3 separate regions of the Mus musculus genome follow, and all the other regions are linked to region 2. The links are chromatin loops, found by intact Hi-C in ENCODE. Cell type or tissue: heart. All regions are shown on one strand.

Evidence for each region. Peaks named below come from ENCODE experiments on the same cell type or tissue, not always from the same donor. Only the 100,000 strongest peaks of a DNase experiment are listed, where the experiment ranks them.
Region 1: it touches region 2 in a loop (3-fold over the local background); 3 of 42 quality-filtered maps call a loop at or near these places.
Region 3: it touches region 2 in a loop (2.4-fold over the local background); 3 of 42 quality-filtered maps call a loop at or near these places.

What each region holds. Positions count from the first base shown.
Region 1 is chr7:132,926,997-132,934,996 of GRCm38, forward strand. It overlaps Zranb1 (zinc finger, RAN-binding domain containing 1), which reads left to right and starts at 4,180. Exons shown (of 10, transcript NM_207302.3): 1 at 4,180-4,549. 1500002F19Rik (a long non-coding RNA gene) reads right to left here and starts at 7,014. Exons shown (of 2, transcript XR_003946678.1): 1 at 4,012-7,014. In heart, CTCF peaks have their summits at 3,232 (motif pointing right) and 7,930; DNase peaks (open chromatin) are centred at 4,155 and 4,775; H3K4me3 peaks cover 3,031 bases; H3K27ac peaks cover 2,111 bases.
Region 2 is chr7:132,849,192-132,857,191 of GRCm38, forward strand. Eef1akmt2 (EEF1A lysine methyltransferase 2) reads right to left here and starts at 3,456. Exons shown (of 6, transcript NM_028095.1): 1 at 3,308-3,456; 2 at 2,235-2,300; 3 at 1,404-1,518. The coding sequence starts at 3,417. In heart, a CTCF peak has its summit at 3,244 (motif pointing right); a DNase peak (open chromatin) is centred at 3,370; H3K4me3 peaks cover 1,601 bases; H3K27ac peaks cover 1,496 bases.
Region 3 is chr7:133,121,021-133,129,020 of GRCm38, forward strand. It overlaps Gm35364, which reads left to right and starts at 2,535. Exons shown (of 2, transcript XM_006508433.3): 1 at 2,535-2,845; 2 at 2,964-7,023. The coding sequence starts at 2,649. The coding sequence ends at 3,591. It overlaps 4930483O08Rik (RIKEN cDNA 4930483O08 gene), which reads left to right and starts at 7,231. Exons shown (of 3, transcript NR_046279.1): 1 at 7,231-7,413. It also overlaps a transcript of Ctbp2 not described here. In heart, CTCF peaks have their summits at 795, 2,034 and 3,375; DNase peaks (open chromatin) are centred at 1,521, 2,211, 2,421, 3,201 and 1 weaker place; H3K4me3 peaks cover 4,654 bases; H3K27ac peaks cover 4,771 bases.

The sequences.
Region 1 (8,000 bases), 78 kb after region 2:
GCTTTGTGTGGCCAGTGCTTTTACTGCCCACTGAGCCACGCCTCCAGCCCCAGATGAGCTACATTATGTCTGATGCTTCACAAGTAGATTTTGTCTGCTCACAGGAGATTTTGTTTTCCATGCAGTTTGTGGCTGGCATCCAGGAAGGCCACAGGAAAGTACTAGTTTCCCAAAAAGCAGTGTCCTTTGTTATAGGTGCCAACATGCAACAAAAGACTGCTCTGAATTTGACTTCCCTCCACCTTCTCTCCTTTGTTTGCAAAAGTGCTCAGATATACTGAAAACAAAACCTTTCCCAGGCCTCATCCTTCACTGTGGCTGTTCCTCTATTTCCTGCCTTCCTCTCCTGGTCAAAGCGCCTGGACTGGTAGTCTGTAATCACTGCTTCAAAACCCATGCACGGTTTCAGCTTTTGAAACTTGGCATCCGTCCCCATCATCCTACTGAGAACTGTTCTCTATAAGGTCAGTGAAGCTGTTTGTCAAATACACTGACCTTTTCTTTGTTCTGAGTTTCAAAATCTGCATACTCCAATACTATTTGGGAATAATGTACTTGAGGCTCACTACACCTGCACCTTTAAGAATGTTGCACATTTTGCAATGTCCACCTTTCTTTTTCTGTTGGGAGTTTTCTGGAAATTCCACAGTAACTACTCTATAGACCGACACCTCTGCTGTTCATGTCCAGGGTCAGCCTAGTTCCTTGCTCTTAACAAGGCCCTGCTGCACTCTTCTAAATCCTGGATCTGTACACAACTGACCTCACCTTATCTAGTTCTGTCCAGGAGTTCCAATGGTCTTCATAGCACAGTCATGCAGTACTCTGACTTTTGATTCTTTTTGTTGCCCCAGATTCAGGTACTGGCAAACCATAAATGGAAAGGTTCTAAACAAAGGCTTCCTCTAGTGAGTCTCATCACTCACTGCATTCCACTTCTGCCCCTCCTTCCCACTCCTGCTGGATATCTAGGTTTTAGCTCTGTGTCTCTCAATTGTTTTCTGTCCCCATTTCTATAGCTATGTATCACAGACATTCCAGGAAGGTAGTTCTCATATGGCACCTTATCATGCAAAACCCTTTTTGTGACTATTAAAAATATATATTTTAAGTTGGGCATGGTGGTGCATGCCTTTAATCCTAGCACCTGGGAGGCAAAGGCAGGCAGCCTCCTGTGAGTTAAGAGGTCAGCCTGGCCTAAATAGCAAATTCTAGGTCAGTCAGTGATACCCAGAGAGTCAGAATCTCAGTCTCTCTCCCTCCACACACACACACACACACACACACACACACACACACAATTTCTAAGTATGTGTATATGTGTGTGGGCATGTGCATGAGTGCAGGTACTCCTGGAATCCAGAAGGCATAGGATCCTCTGGAGCTGCCTAACATGGGTGCTGGGAACTGGAGTCCAGTCCTCCTGGAGCCACTTCTCCAATCCTTGCTTTCCACTATTATAGAACTAAACAGAAGCCCTAAAATGGCAAACCGGAAAACATGATGGGATTGTATTTTCCACAGGTAGCTCAGGAAACACCTAACAGAAAAGGTAGAACATATGATAACTGCCCCTATACATGACCATGGTGGTTCTAAGAAACATACTAAAAACTTACAGTTGGTGCCTTCAAGTACTTCATTCTTTAAATGTGTGTGCCTGGAAGTGAGCAGCCCACTGGATTTGGTTTTTTTCTTCCACCATGTGACTCTCAGGAACCAAACTTAGGTCATCATGTTTGTGGCATGTTTACCACCAGGGAGAACTCTCAGGCCTCTAAATTAGTTTCTTAACTATGACCAAGTCAGTTGTTCTATTAGTTAGCATGTTAAAATCACTTAATATTTCTAGGTATCGGTGTCCCCATGTGCAGACTTTGGGGGTAGGACTCCATCAGTAGTTTTCAAACCCGGCTGCACTTCAGAGTAGCTGAAGGGTGTTTAAGACTTATCTATGCTCAGATTCTCCTCTTAGGTGGAGCCCATGTTTAAAAAGCCATACTAGTGACTCTAATGTGTTGCCATTGTTGAAAACTAATACATTCTTTTCTTTCTTTTTGTATATGTTCCTATGTGTGTATACAGGCCTGGGGACAAAAGGGCAAATGATACCTTGGGTATGTATCATCCTTCAGGAACATCCACTTTTGTGTTTTAAGGCAGGATCTCTCACTTGTCTGGAGCTAGACTTAACTGGCTGGCTATGGAGCTCAGGGGTTCTCCTGTCTTCTCCTTTGGCACTGTCATTATAAGCATGAACCTGGCTTTCTTACATGGATTCAGGGGACTGAACTCAAAGCACTTTATATACTGATCCATCACCTCAGGTCTGAGAACTACTAGATGCCTCTCAAGAGTCTTTTTGTCTTCAATGCAGTTTTTTTTTTCCTTTGTTCTCCTTTTCAATTATAAGTTGATTTTCACTTTAATTTACTTAGCAATCCCATTTTGTCATTGTGGTTATTTTGACTTAGCCTCTTTCCGTGCTATCATTTTTACCACTAAGATGGTCTTCCTTATCTTTGTGTTTATTTCTTGGTGCAGATTTTTTTTTTACAAGACATTTATTAAATCAAATTTAAAAGCTTCCTCTGAGTCCTATCCCTTTTCTGACTAAAATAAACTACAACTTGGACATCTTACCGTGTGATTGGTGTTTATTTGGAGGCAGCATGCTGTAAAGCTTTGATTCAGGAAGAGGAAGTGCTTAAACAAAGTGTTTCCAAAGGGTCAACTGAACTACTGTTTTTATATAATAGCGTGGGATCCTACCTACAAATGAATTAATTATATCCTTGAGAACGTGTTGTTTTGTGTTGTTGTTTCCATTTAAACTTAATTTATGGATAAGTTCTCAGACCAGGTGGGGGTTGCTGAAGGCCTCTACTCCATAGCAATGGCTATGGAGAGGAAGCACCCCACTGGTTGTGAAAGATGTTGGTGAGGGGAAGTTATACAAAGTACTGTTCTTTTGATGGCCATGGTACAGCTGTCTTATACCATTTTATGCAAATAACTCAAGACACCAAAGACAGCTTCACAAAGTGAATTCCCACTCAAGTTTGGGAAACATCAAACTTCAAGTAACACGGTCATCCTTTTGGATCTGAGGTATCCAAACAATTACTAAATGCCCTCCCAGATTGCTGTTAATGTTCCTTCAAGATACTAATTAATTATTTTTATTTTTAATTATGTGTTTGTGCAAGTGAGTGTGGGTGTTGGTAGAGGCCACAAGAGGGCACTGAACCCCCTGGAGCTGGAGTTACAGGTGACTGTCTTCCACTGAAGTGGCTGCTGGGAGCAGAACTTTGCTTCTCCGAAGTAAGTGCTCTTACACGCTGGCCGTTTCTCCAGACCCCCCATATTACTATCTTTTTAAAAATTACATTTATTTATTTTGTGTGTAGCCCAGAGAACAACTGTGGGAGTTAGTCGTCTTCTTCCACTCTGTAGGTACTGGGGATGGAACTCAGGCTGTCAGGCTTGGCAACTTTACCCAGTGAACTATTTCTACGGCCTTTAACACATTACTTTTAAAGCAGTTTACATTTTGAAAAAGTTTGAAGTAGGGCTAGGTGAAGCTAAGAGTAGTGGTGGCGTAAGTCCAGCACTCCGGAGGTTTAAGAGTTCGGGATCAGTCTCAGCTATTTAGAGGGGTTAGAAATAAATCGGGCTACAAGAGAACCTCGTCTGAAAACAAAATAAAATGCCAAGTAAGCAAGGCTTGTAATCTCAGCGCTCTTGGGGAGGCTGAGGCAGGAATATCGTTTAAGAGTTCCAGGCCAGCCTGAGCCCCAGAATGACAGCCTGGGTCAAATTATTGAAATTTTAAAAACTGTTTTAAACCGCCGAAGGAACGGCCAAGCGGTCTCCCAGTTAGCAAACAGATGCGTGACTCACGCTTGATTCAAAGCGCTGGCGACTCTGCAGCAAAGAGCGGCCGGCGGCCAGGGGAAGAAGGCTCCCACCTCCCAAGTGCATCCTGCACTTAGACTTGAAGACACTCACCCGGGAGGACGCGTCGCGGGACCGCGCGCGCCGTAGCCTCACAATCAGGACGCACGCTGCTGACGTCACGGCCGCGGCCCGCTCCTGCGCCGGGAAAGAGGCGGTCGCCTATTGGCTGCGCCTCCTGAGGCCTCGGGACCAATCACAGGACGGTGAGCAGCGAGGTCCAGTTCCTGACGTTGTGCGGCCGCCGCGGGGTTTATTTAGCTCTAGGGTCCTGACCGCCGCCATTCGGAGTCCTCTGCGCCCGAGGCTGTCCCCAGACCGCTCCGCCCCTGTCCCCGAGCCTCGGCCCCCGCCTCCGCGCAGCCTCTCCGCCCCTCGGGCCGCTGGGAGCCGCGCGCGGGCCCGCGGAGAACATGTCCTGACTGAGGCGGGAGGGCGGAGGCGGCAGCAGCGGGGTGGGCGGCGGCGCCGAGGGAGGCGGAGAGGGGCCGGGCTCGGCTCGTCGCCGCTGGCCGTGCGGGAGTCGCCGCCGCCGCCGCGGCCGCCGGGCGCCGCGCGTCAGACGGGGAGGAGGAGGATCCGCGGCCGCCAGGTAACCGGGCCTGGGTTGGGGGCGCCGCGCCGCAGGCCCCTCGCGGGTCGACCGCGGCCTGACGGGGCGTCGCGGGGAGCAGGCTGCCGAGCCTCCGGGCGGCAGCGTTGCGGGATAGCGCATCGCAGGCCCGGGGTTGTCCGCGGCCGCGCGTCCATCTTGGGCTTCCCAGCGCGGGGACAACCCGGAGGATGAGGGAGAGTGGCCGCCCGGCTTGTTTACCGACCTCAGTTGGCCGCCTTCGTCAGCGGCTGGCGCTGCCCTTCTGCCCGCCTCATTCCGGCAACTGGGATCCCTCCCGAGTCCGAGTGTGTGGGTCTTATTCCCACCTCTTAGTAGGCCATAAACACCCGGATTTGTCGCTCTAAGTTGGTGCTGGTCCCCAAACTTGTGTTTTGGTCCCTTGTCCACTTTCTCTCCCCTCATACGTTGGCCTCCGGTTGCCTAAAGCAAATCAGGGTGAAAGTTGATGTCTGGTGGCCATGGGCAGCTGGAACTCCGCTCCCGGTAACGATCGCTCTGTGCACCTACCTTGTGGGTTTTCTTGTTTTGTTTTGGTTTTCTGCTCTAATTTGGCTGGTCATTGCACAGACAAAAGAGCTGTAATACTTGCTGTTAGCGCCGGGGAGAGGCAGTTTACGTTAAGCAAGAAGTTTGAACCCGCCCATTATCTTGGAGACGCTGGTTTTGAAACCACCTTGCTTAGAATTTTGTATCTCAACCCCTCGATTTCCCCTTTCGGTTACCCACTAAGTCAATTTTTATAAGTTCTTTCCACTGCTTGCAATGTTTGGTCTCTGTATAGTTGACCTGTGATGGTGTTAATAAACGTGATGTACAAATACTTGGAAGTGTTATATAATGAGTGGCTCCTGTACCCCGCAGTCTCTTTCAGTCGACTCCCTACCAACTTTTGCTACATGCATGGTACCTCTGTTGATCAAAAATGGGTGACTTGGCTTATATAGAGAAAACAGGGGAGACCCGAGGATCTTTGTGACAGAGGCCATTAGAAAGTCCACTGAACTATGCTTGGGAAAAGTAAAGCTGGATCCTGTTAAATATTATTTTAATTAAATGAGGTATTTCGAAAGTATATTTGGAAGCCACTCTCTTGATTTGGAGGCTCTTAAAATAGTCTCATTAAATTTTTGTAACTTTTTCATTGGGGGGGGGTTGTGAGAGGTTAAAAGGTAGGGCAGTAATGAGACGTTTTACTTTTTTGGGGGGAGGATGTTATTTGAACGCCATGGGAGGTTTTTTCTGGTTGCTGTTTTAACAACCTTTTGTTAGTGCCGTTGAGCCTTGGGGCATCCATTTATTTACTCTTGAGGTTGTATGAAGAACTTACAACTCATGGTAATATATTTCAAACTAATGGCCTTGATCCATAACTATGTACTAATACGGATTGTGGCATATCACTTTTAAGGTCTGAGGATTAAACCAGGCAAGGTGGTGAATGGTGAATGCTTTTAACCCTAGCACTCAGGTAGCAGAGGCAGGTGGGTCTCTTGAGTTCTAGGCCATACTGGTCTACATAGTGAGTTCCATGACAGGGTTACACTGAGAAAACCTTCCCCCCCCCAACCATAAACAAACAAACAATTAAAGTAAGTCTGAGTATGAACATTAATTCAGATGTACATTGTTTGAGGTAAATTGATTTATGTGTAATTGATTCAGTGAGAGCCATTACATGTAGTTTTATTTATATTGCTTTTATAAAATCAGTTAAAACTTAAATGTAGTTGCAAAAGTAGGATGCTAACTTTTTATATAACTTGGTTTGGTTTTATTTGAGCATTGCTTATGGCTTTCCCCTCTTCCCTAGAAATACCTTCTTGTTTGAACATTTTTTTCTTCCAGTTTGTGGTGGTTTATTTGGAATTTTCATGTCCTCATTATACCTTGGGTATATTTTCTGTATTTAAATACACTAGCACCTCTGAGGCGCAGTGGTGGTGCATACCATTATTCTCAGCACTCAGAAGGATCTCTGAGTTCAAGGCCATTGTGGTTTACAGAGTGAGTTCCAGGACAGCCAGGGCTACACAGAGAAAACTTGATTAAAACAAAACAAAACAAAATGAAAATAAAAACAAACAAAAACCCCCCACAGAACCAAAAAACAAAGTACCCAACACATTCACTTCTTACCACAATAAATAAACCTATAAAAATGAAAAAAAAATTCAAACTCCTTTTGGTGTTTAAATTTCTCAGTAGTTTGGTCTCTCTCTCTCTCTCTCTCTCTCTCTCTCTCTCTTCTTTAATCTTCTTTCTTCTTTCCTAAGTGAAGCTCAGTCCAGCTAAATTTTTGTTTCTGTGAAGTCCCTCCTCTCGGCCTTTATTTATTTTACCCTTTCTTACTGTACATCAAGTTAAGTGCTATCTCCTAAGAACCCCTTTGAGAACTTACCCTGGAGGAACCTGTTTGCTCCTCTGTATGAGACTTTCCACCCTTTGTTGTTATTGTTGTTGTTAGTCTATGGTAGTTTAGATTTCTTTCTATGACTTCTGTTTTCCAACTATATTTTTAAGGCTCCGAGATTTGGTGTTGAAATTTTTTTAAGGCTCTGAGAAATGAGTTTGTATCTATGGAGACAGTATAGTTGGCTCTGAAAATATAGTTTGACAAAGTATTTCTGGCTACAGAGGTATTTCAGGATATACAATTTGTATGTTTTCTACTATTGGAGTTTCTGAGATTTTTGATGATTTATGAGAGAAAATATTTGAAACTATGGTCATACCATAAAAATACTTGGTCAGTTTGTTTACATTTGTTAGTACTGTTTTTTACTAATACAAAATATTGACATTTTTCCATTGGTTGTGCTGTATTATTCAAATGAAAATCTCTGGTTTTTTTTCACTGAGTCTAAGATAGTTACTTGACTTTGGATTTGGTACTAGTGACATGAAAGGTAGCTATTTTGTATTTGTAAATGTCATTGCAAATGACATTTATCATCGTAGGAAGGAGGAATAATCTGTAGCCTATTTGGATTTCTAACCTCAGATGCTGATGGATTGTACAATTGATCAAAAGGCAGATGAGGCAGGGGAGTATGATTTTGTTGCTACCTGTTGGAAGAAAACATAAAACTGGCCTACAGTATTCTTATATACCAAAGATAATACATGTAGTTATGTAGTGGGGATGTGGATACTTAGGCATTTGGAAAATAGGTGTGTGTGTTTCTGTTGTAAGTATGAGTAAGTTTCTTGGCAGTAAATTCTCCTGATAATGTCTCTGCCTTCTGTGAAAACTCACCCTTTTATAGTTTGTCAAAATATTTTTCCCTTCAAAATATTTTGTGTGTATGGGTGTTTTGTCTGCATGTTTGACTGTTTACCACATGCATGTAGTACCCTTGGAAGCCATAAGAGAGTGTCATATGCTCTGGGACTGGAGGTGAAGAAGCTTGTCAGACACTGTGTGGGT
Region 2 (8,000 bases):
ACTGAGCTGTCTCACTGACCCAAGCTTTAAAACATTTAAACCATTAAGTAGCTCTATATAATTAAATTATCAAAGCCTTGGGGACAGTATGATAGTTCAGCAGGTAAAGGCACTTGGCTACCAAACCTAATACATATACACAAACAAATATTCAAAATTAAGATATTGCAAAACCTGCTTGCAAGGGAACAATTTTTCAGATTTCTTTCATTGTATTCTAAGGAATACAGTAAGAAGGAATTATGCTGCTTCCCCAAAACCAAATTATTCGTAGTAAAAGTATCTAGAGACAAAAACCAGTAAGAGATATAGATTTGAAAGGGGTTTATTAGAGGAAGTGGTTCACACAATTATTGTGACTGAGAAGTCTCACCGGCTGTCTGCCAGGGAATGTCAGTAGCCTGACTTAGTTCAAGCCCAAATGCCTAGGCAGCAGTGAAGCTAATTAACGCTCAGTCTGTGGCTCAAAGCCCAAAGATGTAAGACCACTGGTGTAAGCCCTCGGGTCCCAAGGCCAAGAGTTTCAAAACATACAACAGCAAAAGAAAAGTGTTCTAACTTTCAGAAAGACCAACTTATCTGCTCTGGTTGTCCTTGACAGGCCTCAACCTACTGGATAGTGTACACTTATACTGAGACAGCCCTTCCCTTACTCCAACCAGACTCAGACATTAATCTCCTCTGGAAGCATCACATAAATATCCTAAATAATGCGCAATCAGGATTTTTGGTATTCACCACACCTAACGTGACACAACTACCCTACATAGGACTATAAATGGTCTCACCCCCTCCACATGATTCAGCTTTCTAGGGCCTATACACCCTTTGCTTTGGAATACAGCGATTGAGGTTTTCAGAATTCTGGTTTCCAGAATTTCAACATTCAAGATTTTACTCTTTCAAGACTATGACCTTTGAGATTTTATGCTCCTAGGACTCCAGCATTCACTAGACATGTGGGAGTTCATCTTTCAGGATTACGTCTGACACCACCATGTATCGAGTGCTTTCCACAATCCAAGCAGTCGGTCGCCCTTTTCTCCCAGGTGAACACTCAAAGTCAGTGTTCCAACTGATTTCTGTTTCACAGTTAGATGGTAATCTCTTAACTGCAACACTTCTTTAAACATCCATCTTAGAAGTTGGCTCAAGGGCTGGAGAGATGGCTCAGCAGTTAAGAGCATTGACTGTTCTCCTGAAGGTCCTGAGTTCAAATCCCAGCAACCACGTGATGGCTCACAACCATCCCTAACAAGATCTGATGCCCTCTTCTGGAGTGTCTGAAGACAGCTACAGTGTACTTACATAAAATAAATAAATACATCTTAAAACAAAAAACAAACAAACAAAAAAACATAAAAAGAAATTGGCTCAAACATATGAATACTAAAAGTACCAACAAGTTCAACCAGGAAAACACCATTTCCAGTTCCAATATCAAGCACTGAGGCATCCAATGGGATCTTGTGTTTCTGCATCCACCGTATTAGTCGGTTCATACTCTCTTCCCCAAACCTGTTAGAACAGAATACAAAGAGCAGAGAGACAGCAAAAGTTACAACTACACGTTAAGCTGTTTATACCATAGCGCTCACTTAACGCCGGTCCTGAAAAATGACAGTAGCACTTTATCTTTATCGTTACTTAGGATGCTGCACCTCTAAAAATGGAACACCCAGGATATGTGGATATTATACATATTTATGTATATACCCACAGGTAACATAGAAGTATACTATATCTATAAACACACATATTCTATCTACAGCAACATTAATCCTTAAACATGGTGCCCTAATAACTCTGCCTTTTTGGACATCAGCAAATGCTGGTTCTTACTTTCTAAAAAAAAAAGAAAATGACAACTATGGAACGAAAGCAACTTTCTAGCGCTATGAGCAATGTAAGTCTGGGCCATTAAAACAGAAAAGACGCATTTAAAAGCTGTCAGTAAAGCCAGAGGCAGGTGGATCTCTGAGTATGGGACTAGCCTGGTCTGCAAGTGAGTTCCAGGACAGCCCAGGCTATCAGAAAAACCTTGTCTCAAAAAAAAAAAAAATAAAAAATAAAAAATGAGAACAAGGAGAGAGAGAGAGAGAAATTGATTTTAAAGCTGTCACAGAAGCCAGATTCAGCCCCGAGCTTCTGAAGAGCTCAAGGCTGCTTTGTTGTTTTAAGTCCACATGTTCATGCTCTCACACCCACACAAACAATTCCTCAGCTTAACTTACCAGATTTCTCCTGTATCCCCATATTCTTGGAATGTTCTCAGTTCTCTCTCATAAACAGCATCCCAACTATATAAACAATGAAATGTGAAGCAAGAATCTCAAATTAAACTGTCTTTTGTGAATTAAACAAATATTTCCATTGAAGTTCATGGCTCCTTACAACAGCCTTAAACATTATTAGTGTTATCAATAAATGCATATAGTGCATTTAAAAAAATTCCTTGGGTTAAAAGAATAAAAATTATGGATAAGCAGGATGAATCGTACAAGTACTTATACCCATCGGATGAACACTCCTATACACATTTTATCTTAAATAAAAAGGGGCAATTGTCCAAGGATCTCTAAGTCTCAGTCGCAAGTCCAAAAGTGAACTGCACAAACTGAGTTTGTTACTCCAAAGTTGGTCTTCTATATGCAGATCCAGGATTTTCTAATCAGTAGGTCAACTGTTTGCTCACAGTGAACGCAGCCAAGATAAAATGAACTTAAAATTAAGTGCTACAACAGTCTCTGCCTCTCCCTGTATTCTAGTTCGCCCATTAAATCTTTTCTTAATCCTCAAAACTGCAACCCTTCCCATTATCATCCGCTTTCTCTTCCTATTTCATCTCTAAAATCCCTGCTCCCTCCTCTAAAATTCCCTCTCATCTTAATGCCTAAACCCCCTCCCCGCACTCCTCTATATGCTTATCCATTAATTTCTGAGATTCATCTTTCTTTCCCCAGAACCCCTACCATCTATCTCCCTAGCTCCCAGTTTAGAGCATCTTCCATTTCGACTACCTCCTGCTCCGGGATCTCACAGCTCTGTGGGGACCTCTCTCGGGCCTTTGTATAATGTTGCCCAACTCTCTCCCCCCTTTCCCTCAGCCAGATTCCAGACCCCTACACGGACTCCCCAAGGGCCTCGGGTGGGCTTGCATCCCTTGAAGTGCTTGGGGAGTGCTTGCGATCTCGCCCCTTAAGCCACCACAGGTCGCCTCCGCCCTCCTCCCTCAGGCCCCATTCAGGAGAGGGCGCCATCTCCTTCCGGGCCTCAGACGCCCGCTCACCCTCCCCGCCACACTCACTGCTCTCGTGTCCCCAGCGCGGACGGGACGAAGTCATCCGCCGCGGAACTGCCCTCTGGAGATTGCGCGGGGACCACAGCACCGCTGTGGCCCTCAGCATCCGCGTTCATGTCGCTCTGCGCTCGAAGCCGCCATAGAGACGCGATTTGGGCAGAGGGGAGGCGCGGACCTGGCCTCTCTAGGCAATAGGAGGCTGTCTCTCTAATGCTCCAGACCAGACCTTGGGAGGCCAAGCACAGCAAAGAACCGAGGCTGCTTAGAGGCCGCTAAGTGTGCAATGCTGGCTAGAGAAGCCAAGATAGCCTTCCAGCCAACATTACATTTACCCCTTACTCTCTAGCTCTCAAAGTGACCAAATCTGGGGACTGCTGTCTGTAAGTCATCGTTCAAAATACTGCACTTTGGAAAACAAGCTGCCGGAAACCACAAAAACCGTCTGAAACGCACAGCCTTCAGCCCAAATGCTTGTCATCTCACTCTTTCAAGACCTATCTGGAAAGTGGATAGGGCGGCCGGCCTCATTGCATTGCTGCCTTCCCGACCAAAAGACTAATTTCATTTGTGGCTAGAATTATGAAAAATGAACTGATAAAACCGGCTGACCTTTTAAGAGCTAATGGCCAAGGAATTGAATGCCTTTGGGCCACCCAGGGTACCACCACCAGCCATGGAATTATGATAAAATGAGTACAAATACTAGGGGGCCTCAGAGGTTCTTGCTCTGTCCCCAGCTAGTCATCTGAGCCTGTCCAAATCTCAACCTCTACATGCTTTAGTTTGTTCACTCTAGTTTGCTCAAAATAAAAAGATACTTGTTCTTCAAGTCTGATTGAACCTGAGATATCTTATGCCTAATGGTCTGACTACAGCCAGTAGTTCTGCAATACAATGCAAAAGATCTTAGGTGTCAGATCTTGTCTGTACTAGCCATGAAATACTCAGATAAACATGGTTCAATGTCTAAGGCAAGGATCTCAGAGGCCCCTAGCAAGCTGCCTTCCAACAAGAACTTGTTTCCAGGACTACGTTTCTGTTGACTTCGAAGACAGAAGCCCAGTAACAAGTCCCTTGAGGCAAACGGCAACACATGTTGCCCTCCCAGTTTGAGCAGTTCGTCTGCTCCTATACATGGTGTTCCAAGATCTTCTGGCAGTAAAGAATAAAGTAAAGGGCAGATGGAAATCCATGTACATAGTGATTAAAGAACTCAAGAAAGAGCGTAAGTAACCTTATTACAGAGCACTAAAACCACCGGATACCACAGCCAATTAGTGCTGCCCTGGGCAAGTAGCTGTTTTGATCTTTTCTAGACTCTAGATGCTACAGAAAGAAAGCCTGAGTGTGACAGACTGGGTCTTTAAAAGTTTTAGGTTTTAATTAAGAAGCATCCATGAAAGATAAGCCCATCTTCAGCCTCATGTCTTGCCAACAGTTAAGATGTTTTTGCTGTGTGTGATGAAAGCTATAAACAGTTGTCGGTATGGAGCCCTGGGGGAGGTGGGGGGACCCAACATGGTTTATACCAAGTTTCTTCTCTGGCTCCAGGAAGGATTATTCTGGCTGCTTAGTGCTGAGGACTGTGGGGCACCACCTCTGATCACCCAGGGAAACGGGATTCTTGGCTGGGAGAGAGGTTCCACTGGGTAAGCTGCCTAGCACCAGAGAGAAGCAGAACTATAGGAGGGACACAGCCCCTCCCACTGAGCACCACTTGTGTGAGGCCACAGGCAGACTTGTAGAACTTGAGGTTGCCAGCGTCGGTTCTGTTTTGATTTGTTTTGTTGTTTTCTCTGTGCACAGTGCCCACTGGTAGCTCCTCTGGAACCATGCTTCCCAGAATCCTTAAGCACTTCCCATTTGACATTCCGTGGTCATAGGGCAGAGCTTTCCCTTTTCTGACCATGCAACACTCAGGACCAGAGAACACACTTCTAGAACAAGCTCCCTTCTCTGCCCCCATCTCTTCCTTTTGCTTTGATGTGAGCTTTTGAAAGGGGACACTGGGCAGTTGTTTCTTGAGTTAGAACACCCCCCCCCCCCGCCCCGCACGCCATGTTTTAAAGCATCACTGTGGGCAAGTTCTTGAATTTCCCCAGGTCAGTTTGTGAAGCCTCTATTATAACAAGCATAATAGTGGCACCTGTCACACAAGACACTCTGAGAATACATATGAGATTAGTCCAGCCAAATACAACCTGTCTGACACATGAGAAATAGTCAGTAAATCTAAGTTCTGGTTCTGCAACTATAAAATGGGGCTTAAAAAGATGCCGCTTCAAAGAGATGTCAGGAACTGCAAGTGAGCATACTGTATGTTTAGAGAGCTTAGAAAGGGCATGGCATATAGTCAGGGTTCAGAAAATGTCAGCTCTTATCTTTACTACAGGTTGGGCATCTTTGCTTTAGTTGGCTTTCCTTGTGCTGTGATAAAATACTGACCAAAAGCATCTCATCGAGAATAGGGTCTATTTGGCATACAGATTGTACAGCTCATCACTGAGGAAAAACAAGGCAGGAACTCAAGCAGAGTCCACAGAGGAACACTCACTGCATTGCTCCCCACGCCTTGCTCCTATAGTAGCAGCAGCAGCAGCAGCAGCAGTAGTAGTTACAATACACAATAAGCATATAATAAAATTTTTAAAGAAAGAGTCTGTCTAGATGGTGGTAGCCCATGCCTTTAATCCTAGCTCTACAGAGTGAGTTTCAGGGCAGCCAGGACTACACAGAGAAACTTTGTCTCAAAAAAATGAGACACACACACACACACACACACACAGACACACAGATACACACACACACACACACAGAGAGAGAGAGAGAGAGAGAGAGAGAGAGAGAGAGAAGGATGGGTGTCTGGAGGCATGGGGAGGGGGCTGAGTTTTGTTTCATTGAATTTAAGGTATAAAGGGAAATTCAGGCAGCTAGAAGCAAAAATTGGAGTTGGGGCTAGAGGTTAAATAGCCCCAACCCACGTGCCCAAGGATGGCACTGCCCAGAGTGAGTTGAACCCTCACACTTCAGCTAGAAATCAAGAAAATGTCCCACAATCATATTCAGAGGCCAATCTGGTGAAGGCAGTTTCTCAGTTGTGATTCCTTTTCCCCAGCTAAGTCCAGGTTTGTGTTGAGTTGACAAAAAAACAACTGGCCAAATCAGCAACCCAAAAATTTAAACTCCAAATCACTCCAAACTCTGAAGTATTTCAGGTTTTAAGTATACCAGGTAAAGGCCCCCTAGCACAACTGTTCTTAGCCTTCCTATTGCTGCAACCCTGTAGTACAATTCCCCGGGTTGTGGTGACCTCAAACACAAAACTCTTTCCTTAGCACTTCATAACTATAATTTTGCTACTGTTATGCTCGCCCCCATGCCTTTGGGCCCTTTTGTTTTGTTTTGTTTTGTTTTTCTTTTGGTTTCAAGACAGGGTTTCTCTGTGTAGCACTGGCTGCCCTGGAACTCACTCTGTAGACCAGGCTGGCCTCAAAATGAGTGATCTGTTTGCCTCTGCTTCCCGAGTGCTGGGATTAAAGGCATGGGCCACCATTGCCTGGTAAGACCCTCTCTTTTAAAGATATGATTACATGCTTGTTGTGTATGGAAGCATCACACACATACACACACACACACACACACACACACACACACACACACACATACACACACACCTTCATTGTGAGTATAGAGATCAGAGGACAACCCTCAAGAGTTAGTTCCTTTCTTTCACCATGCGGGGTCCAGGGAACAAACTTTGTACTAGGCTAGTGGTGCCTGCCTCTGCCTCTCAAATACTAAGATTAAAGGCACACACCACCAACCCAGCATATCTTCATATCTCTATAGCAACCTGCTGATAGAATAAAACCATCTTCCTTTGAACTCTACATTTTCCCACACAACATTTACTCAACAGTTACAAAATAGGCAGTATCTCCATGCCTGGCATTAATTCCATAGGACAAAAAAAAAATTGCAACTGCAAGCAACTAAAACATGAATCCTTCATGAATTTTAGAATAGGCTAGCAGAGAAAAAATAATAAACAGGGAAATAGAATTAAAAGTACAGACAATGCTAGATGGTGGTAAGAGTTTGTCTTGGTGAGCTTTGTCAACTTGACACATCCTACAATTATCTGGGAAGAGACCCCCAGTTGAGAAACTGTCTATATCAGATTGGCTTGGTGGGCTGTAATTTTCTTACTGTTATCTGACATGCACAATATTTGACATTTGGGGTCACAACCCATATGGTGAAAACCTATGGGCACAATTGTGGGAGACCCTCTTGATTGTGTCAGAAACAATGATTCTCACTTCATAATAAGAGTACTGAGCCGGGAGTGGTGGCGCCCACCTTTAATCCCAGCACTTGGGAGGCAGAGGCAGGCGGATTTCTGAGTTCGAGGCCAGCCTGGTCTACAAAGTGAGTTCCAGGACAGCCAAGGCTACACAGAGAAATCCTGTCTCGGGGGAAAAAAAAAAAAAGAGTACTGGTAACTCAGAGTAGAGAAAATGAAGCAGTTTATTTTGCAACCTGGAAAATTTCTGTGTCAGCCTATGATAGCAAGCCTACTGAATGCAGAACACTGTCTACAAACCCTAAGGAATGACCCTTTCTTATTTTTTTTAATAATTAAAAGGATATAGTCCTAACAACCAAAACCATGTCTGGATCTATCTCCATGTTTCAC
Region 3 (8,000 bases), 270 kb after region 2:
GATGAAGTAATTATAAAAACAAGATCCTTTTAAAGTCCCATTACTAAAGATATGAAAGATTTATTTAAAAAAAAAAATGCTTCAAACCAGAATTGTCCTAAGTAGATGGGAACTAGTTCTTTGAGAATCTATCTAGAGGCAAACGGCAGCCCCAGGAGCCGAACGCGAGGTAATTTTAAAACTGTCTTTGAACTCAGCACGAGGAGAGAAGGCCGTATCTCCTTCAAAAAGAGATCCCACCGTTGATGCATCCCGTCAAAGTTAGAAAGCAGAACTACTTTTGTAATCCCTCTACCCCAATACAATGTTCCCTCAAAAAAATCACCCATCTCAGATAAAAATATACATGTCCCAAAAAACTGCAAATAAAGGCCTTTGGACTTCAACTTTCCAATGCATAGAGTTCTATTACCACTCGCATCTAAGGACTCTCAAAAGTTCCCTAGTTTTTTTTTTGTTGTTTTTTTTTTTTTTAAAGAAAATAGGGCAAATATCCAGGAAGGTCTATTTGCCCGAGGTTGGGAGCCTGGCGTGGCGACGTAGGCCATTGCCAGCAGCCTCCAAGCACGCAGAGATTTCATAAGATATTCCCTGCGGTCCCCTACAAAATCCCAAACCTGAGTCCCCTAAAGCCAACCGCTGCTTGGGCCGCATCTAAGAAAAGTAGGGGGTGGGGGCTGGGCAAGGGTACCACACACACGCGCGCACACGCACTCTCCGTGTCGGCGACTATAGTCGCCGGCGTTAAGCAAGCCACCGGAGGGAGTGTGTGCGCGCGAGGGTTTGCCCGCGGTGACCGCGCCGAGCTCTCGGGCCCGCGGCCTCCTAGCCCCTGGGCGCAGCGTGGGCTGCAGGCGACCGGCCACGCCGCGGGGCCTCCCGCAAAAGCAAGGCCTGGGCGCACCGGCACTCCCGCGCTGCCCGGCCTCAGTCGCCCAAGGCAGAGGGAAGGGCGCGAGCCGGAGAAGAAAGGCTCTTCCCGCCGGTCGATCCGGCTCCGCGAAACACCCCAGGCGCAAGGAGGCGACTGCGGCGGCCGGACCGTCCCCGCGCCACGCTAGATCCCCGGTGCCCACGGCGCTCCCAGCCAGCCCCTTTTACGAAACTTTCTTTTTTGCTTCGCCCCACCCGAAAAGTGCGGTCCCGGCGAGGACGCCGAGGACAGCGGGCGGAGGGCGAGGAGGAAGTGGTGCCCGCGGGAGCGCGGCTGGGCAGAGGAAATGCCCGCGCCGCCCGCCCCCGCCCTTGCAGCCCGCCCCGGCCCCCCGCCCCGCCGCGACTTTGGCGGGCCGAGCCCCGCGCGCCACTGGCGGCGGCGGCGGCAGATGTGGCCCCGGCTGCCCCAAGGAGCCAACAATGCCGGGCCGGCAAAACAAAAGGGATTCGCTTCGCGTCTTTCCCGGCCTCTCACTTACACTCTGGGAGAACCGCGCGGGATCCCGGGCCGATAGGGGCCGCGCCCCCAGGGGCCCCGAGCCACGCGCGCCCCGACTTGTCCCCGCCGACCCCGGTGTCTACTCCCCCCTGCCCGCCCGCCTCCCAGGCGCAAGGCCTGCCGCACCCCGTCATGCTCGGACTCCTGATCCCCAGGGATCTGGCCGTATTGTCCCCGCGGCGCGCAGCGCGCTCGTCCGAGATCGCCAGCGGCCCCCGCGCGCGCACCCACCGGGCTCCAGGAGCAAGCCCGGGGCGCCTAGGAAACCGTCGCCAGACGCCGCCGCCGCTGCCCTCCGGACGCCGCTGCGCGCCGGGTTTTTCTTTCCTTTTTTTTTTTTTTTCCCCAATCCTGATGGGAAGGAAGGTGACCGCCTACTTCGCATTCATCAACTCTCATCACAACAACAAAAATCCTGGAGCAAAGGGCGGCCAGCAAGCGCAATCGGTGGCGAGGGGCGGAGGACGAGAACCCCCCGGCAGAGGTCCACCTCCGGGCGTAGTGTGTGGACACAGGGCTGGGGGCGCTGACCAAAGATGTCCTCGGATGCCGGCCCGGTGTCCTTCGCCCTCCTCCTTCTCCCGGAGTGGCGCAGTGAGGCGCGGGCACGGCGCCCCAGCCAGCGGCCGCAGGTGAGGCGGGGGCGGCGACAGCCCCAGCCCTCCCCGGGTACCCCCGCCCTTACCTCGTCCTGGGTCGCCGGCGTCCAAGGAGAAGGGCGCCCACCCGGGAGGCGGCGGCGGTAGCGGTGGCTCCCGCCCCTCCCACCCCACCCGGCGGCGGCGGCGGTGGTGGTGGTGGCGCTGGTGGTGCGGCCCCCCCTCTCAGCGCGGCATGGCTCCCAGCTCGGTCTCTTGCTCCTCCGGCCGCAGCTGGCTCCTCTGGGCCGCTCCCGAGCCACCTTAAAATGACACACGCACACAGAGACACACACACAAAAACTTAATCTCTCCAGCTCCGCGCCCCACCCCCTCCCGCCCTCCCCTCCCTTCCTTTGCCTTCCCTTCCCTCCCTTCCTTCCCTTCCTCCTCCTCCCGTCGCCGCCGAGCCTCTTCCTACTTCCCCACCCACCCCACCCCCTTCCCCCGCCCACCGGCTCCCGATCCAGTCCCCCCCCCCCTCGTCCTGGCCGCGCGCCTTCTTGCCAGCCCCGCGGCCTGGCGGGGGCTGCGTTGGGGGTCCCTGGCCCGCGCCTCTCTCACCCCCCGAGAGGATGCTGGCTGTAACTTGGATCCGGGGAGGGAAGGTCCTGGAAGCCGAGCGCCTCCCGGCTATTTGCTCTTCTTTATTTGTTTTCTCCTCCCGGGAAGGAGGAGGAAAGCGCAGAGAAAAAGGAAAGGGAAGGACGGAAGCGGCGCGGGCCGCTGCTCCGGTGCCCTCCGGCTGCGCAGGAGCGAGGCGGGAGGCGAGGTGAGGGTCCCCTCGCACACTCGTTTTCTTTTTCTTTTTTTTTTTTTTTCTTCAAAGGCGGGGTCTCTCTTTGCAAACCAATGACACAACCCCACATGGTCCGGTCTCGCCCCTACAGATACTTCTCACTACAAATCGGCTCTCTCCGGGGATTAGCAGCTACACGAAAGTGCATACTGGCGCTGCGGGCAGCCGAGGGGGCCGGGCAAGGCAGACACTCCCCGGCCCAGCCCCGCGCCTCCCTTGAGACTCTGGGGACGCGCAGGGGTCCCGCAGCCGGTGGGGTGACTTCACCCTCCTTCCTTCTCCTCCCCTTCCACGTGGGGCACGCCACGTGGGGAGACGCGAGCTCTAGCGGGCCTCGGCACGGTCCCCGGGGTAGCCCCGGCTCGATAAGGCCCCCACCACGCCCGCTCAGCCGACCTGCACTCTACTCGGCCCCGAGGCTCCAACTTCCTCCAGGGCCCCGCGCAGGCCACGGGTGCCGTCCCAGGCTCGTGAGGTCAGGCGCGGGCCGGCCACAGGGGGCACTTGCGCTCCCAGATCCCAGATCCGGGAGAGCGAGCCAGGGAGGTAGCGCTGGCTGCGGGGCGCGCGGAGACTGGTCTATGTGCTGGAACTTGCCACGATGTGTTCGCTACGAGAAGCCAACTGTTTTTACACATTTAGAAATGTCTTTCTGTTGTCTGGATGTCGCTGGGGCTATTTTGAAAGCCTTGCCTCGGTCAGGTCACCAGGCTCTCTAGAGGCCTTGCGGGCCCGGGGGTCGTGCGTGCGGTGCCTTTTCGTGATCACGAGTCCACAAGTGTCTAGGAGCATTACGACTAGAATCAGGACTCTTAACGACGATGGGACACAGCGGCAGCGCGAGACTAGTTAGCATCTGGGCTGGGTTCCTTGGCCATGACCCGCGACACTGGAGCGCTGTCCCCGGAAGGGAGCCGTTTCCCTGTACTCAGGGACCCAGGATTACCAGACTTTAAGCGCGCGTCTTCTAAGGACCCCTGTGGCGCTGAACAGAGCCCTTGGATGCAATTGTTTTTTTTTAAAAAATCTTTAGGGTGCTAGCGACTGGATTGAGATGTTGGGCTAGCGACTGGATTGAGAGGGGGTGTCCAAGGTCACAACTTTGAAGACCACAGGGACCGCCATTCAGAGAGCCACGTAGAGTGTGGTATGGGTGGCTTCCTCCCGCCCTTCGCGACCAGAGGCATTTATAGAAGAGGTGGGCCTCTGCTCTGGAGGCCTCCGAGCCCCTGAACCCATCGCTGTGCGTTCTGGAGAGCGCAGCCTTTCTCGGGCTCTATCTCGGCCTGTTTGCTAAACTGCTCACCAGATGACGGCCGTGAGACTGGCACTGTTAAGGTTTCTATGTTTTATAGTCAAACTATTCTGAATGGCAAGACGGGAACGGTCCCTCTCCAACACATCACATCCCCCAATAGGCCTGGGGCTGCCCTTGAATGTTCTGTGAACGAATCACAGGTGTGCACCCGCCTCTGACCCAGTTGTCTCTATCTTCCAGGGCTTTGTGTTCTCATAGATTCTTCCTCTTAAGAGTTTGCCTCTCCCCAGCAGCTTCATTCCAAGGTCACAGGGCCCGGGAATTGCTTGCAAACCGATCTTGTCCATACCCGGGCTTCTGTATCACCAATGCCAGCTTCCTGGCCCTCCCTAACTATGGTAATTCCTGAATTTTTATGTTTCTCAGATCTCTGCCCTTCGTGGTCCTCTATTCTCACCAAGAAGCCACAGTCAGCTGGCTTTCTGTCTTTCCTGTTACTTCTTCAGCTTTCCTGCAGTCTGATTTTGAATTCCACTTTAGAAAAATACTACCGTGGGCCCTGCAGGATGCCTCAGCCTGCAAAGTTGCTACCTAGCCAGAGGAGCTGAGTTCAATCCTCAAAGGCTAGGGAAAGATGGAAGAAAAGAGTAGACTAAGTTGTCTCAGACCCCTGCACATGTACCAGATATCACAATAAGAAAACACTACCCCCTTTCTTATGAACTCAGAACTAAAAATCATTTCTAACTTCAGCCTGACCACCTGCATTTTAAAATATGGAGTCCAGGCTGGGGGGGGGGGGGGGGGGCGTAGCACAGCGGGTAGAACACTTGACTGGTATATATGTGGTTCTTGGCTCATCTCTTGCTCCTGAAGTCAGGGGAATCTGGCAATCACCCAGATAAGGTTGCACTGCTAATACTTTGGGGCTGGCAAGATTGCTCAGTGGGTAAAGCCCTTGGTCCCAAGCTTGAGAACCCAGAAAGAGCAAACTGACTTCCTCAGGCTGTCTTCTCAGCTCCATACATGTACCATGCAATGCATGCCAACCCCACAAGATAAAAACAAGTGTACTAACATGTTTAAGAAACTAACTCTAGCTACCATCAACATGTGACTCTAGCCATTTCTCAAAAGATGTCAAACATAAACAACAAGACCAGAAATAAAAACCCAGGGCTGGAAAGATGGCTAAGCAGTTAAGAGCATTGGCGGCTCTTCCAGAGGCACTGATTTCAGTTCCCAGTAACCACACCCACCTTAACTCCGGCTCTAAGGGGTCTGATACCCTCTTCTGATCTCCAAGTGTTCCCCCTTCACCCCCAAGTGCACACATACACACACACTCAAATGAAAATCTTTAAAATTCAAAAACGTAACCAGACTCCAATAGATGCTTCTCTGAGGATGATGTACAAACAGCCACTGAGCAGACAGACTCACTCAATGCTCAGCCCCAGTCAGCAGGGAAATACAAATGAGGACCACAGTAAGATACCACTTCTTGTCCATTGGGATGGCTGTCATCAACAAAAGAGAAAATGGAGAAATGGGAGCCTTTGTGAGGGCTGATGGGGAAGTAAATGGTGCCGCCACAGTGGGAAATGGCCTGGCAGCGCCTCGGAAAGTTAAACATAGAATTGCTGTATGGTCCAACAATTTCATTTCTGACTATGTGCCCAAAAGAACTGGAGGCAGAGGCTTAAATGGATATAAGTATACTCACAATCATAGCAAAACTATTCCCGACAATCAGTAGGTCAAGTCTGAGTGACAGATGAATAAATGAAATGCAGATGGACTATTATTTGGCCTTTAAAAAGGAATGAAGAACCAGGTGTGGTGGCACAAACCTTTACACACAGCACTTGGTGAACAGAGGCAGGTGCAACTCAGTTCAAGGCCAGCCTGGTCTATATAATGAGTTCCAGGTCAGCCAGGGATACTTAAGTCTCAAAACAAACCAGGAAATGGAGGGCTAAGGAGATTGCTCAGTGGGCAAGAACACTTGCTGCACAAACATGAGGACCTGAGTTCAGATCCAAACATCCAGGTAAAACGGCACAGCTGCCCAGGTCAGTAGCCCCAACAGTGGAATGGCACATAATAGGGGAAGAGTCAAGACAGTCACTAACGCTTGACTGCCATCCCGTCTAGGTGAAAAAATGCCCCCAGTTCAATAAAAGATCCTGACTCAAGCAGAAAGTGACACAGCAGAACACCCACATTCTCTTTTGGTCTATGCCGTAGCATGGGTCTACACATACATGCATGCACACCACTGAAAAGAGATGAACTGTTGAGCTGTCATATCAATGAACATGGAAAAAAAGGCTGATGAAACGAACATGACACAAAAGAGCAAATAACTTATAACTCCATTTACAAGTGATCAGCAAATAGGCAAAACCATAAGAAGCACTGCGGGGGTGACTGGGGACTAAAGGGGGGCACATGGGCATTCTTTTTCAGCATACATACTGTGGCATGAATATGCACACATACAAATTATAGGTGTTTTTTTTTTTTAATATATATAAGATAGAAAAAACAAAGACAGATGTGGTGGTTCATATGCACAATTCTACCTGGGGCAGGATTGCCGTGATTTCTGGTTGATGCTGAGCTGCAAGTGAGATGACCATGAAATGAAAGGAAGGCAGTGGGGAGGCAAAGTTGAGTACAGAGGGGTGGTTCCTGAGGCTTGATTTCTGCACACTGGCAAGGCTGTGATGAGAAAACCAGAGGTAAATTCTCATCCTCTGGGAATAAACATTCCATGTGTGCTTTTATATTCAAGAAGAAGTAGTAACTGAGTCCCAAAAGTTACAGCAAACTTTTTTTTTGTTTGTTTTTCGAGACAGGGTTTCTCTGTGTAGCCCTGGCTGTCCTGGAACTCACTCTGTAGACCAGGCTGGCCTCGAACTCAGAAATCCACCTGCCTCTGCCTCCCTCCCGAGTGCTGGGATTAAAGGCATGCGCCACCATGCCCCGCCCAGCAGTTTTTTTTTTCCTCATATTTACTTATGATCAGGCTAGGCTTAGTGACTCACAATTGTAAGTCCAGCTCTTAAGAGACTGAAGCAAGAGGACCCCTGCCAGTTCAGGGTCTTGTGTGGAGGAACTTTAATCCAGCAGCATGCCTGCTCTCGCAAGGGATCAGACCTAAAGAGCTTTTAGATCTGTGTGATTTAACTGGCATACAGATATACCTTTAGTCCCAGGAGACAGAGACAAGCAGATCTCTGAGTTCAAGACTAGCCTGATACAGTACACTTTTCAGGTAAAGAAAAGCTTAGGTCCAGGTGGGGTGATACATGTCTTTAATCCCAACACTCAGGAGACAGAAACATGCAGATCTGAGTTCAGTCAGTCAGTTGAGTTCAAATCAGTCAGTTCGGTGCAATTCAGAGTTAAGGAGTCGGGAACTAGTGCAGTTGAGTGCAGGCAGTGGCATTGAGTTTTGATCAGTTCTGTTCAGTCATTTTGAGATCAGTGCAGTGGAGTCAAGTCAGTCAGTTGGGAGACAGTGCAGTAAGTGTGCAGTGCACTGGAATAGAGTTCATTCAGGAGTTCACGCAGGTCAGCAGAGGAGATTGAAACCAGAGAATAAGAAGGAGCCAGAAGATTAGAACAAGTTGCCAGCCGTTAGTTTGAAGCCAAGTAGAGCAATCCAGTGAGAAGCTGAGAGAAGCCAGATTGAATCAGTCAGCTTGGAGAGGAGTTTGAGCCAGAAATTCTGAGTTGAACCAGCCAGCCAGAGATCAGGAGGAACTAGAAAGGGTGAGCCTATTCAGCAGTAAGTCTCTTGGAGGCTGAAAACATTTTAGGCCTGGGTTAGATTGTACAAAAGCTAGAAGCTTCCAGGAG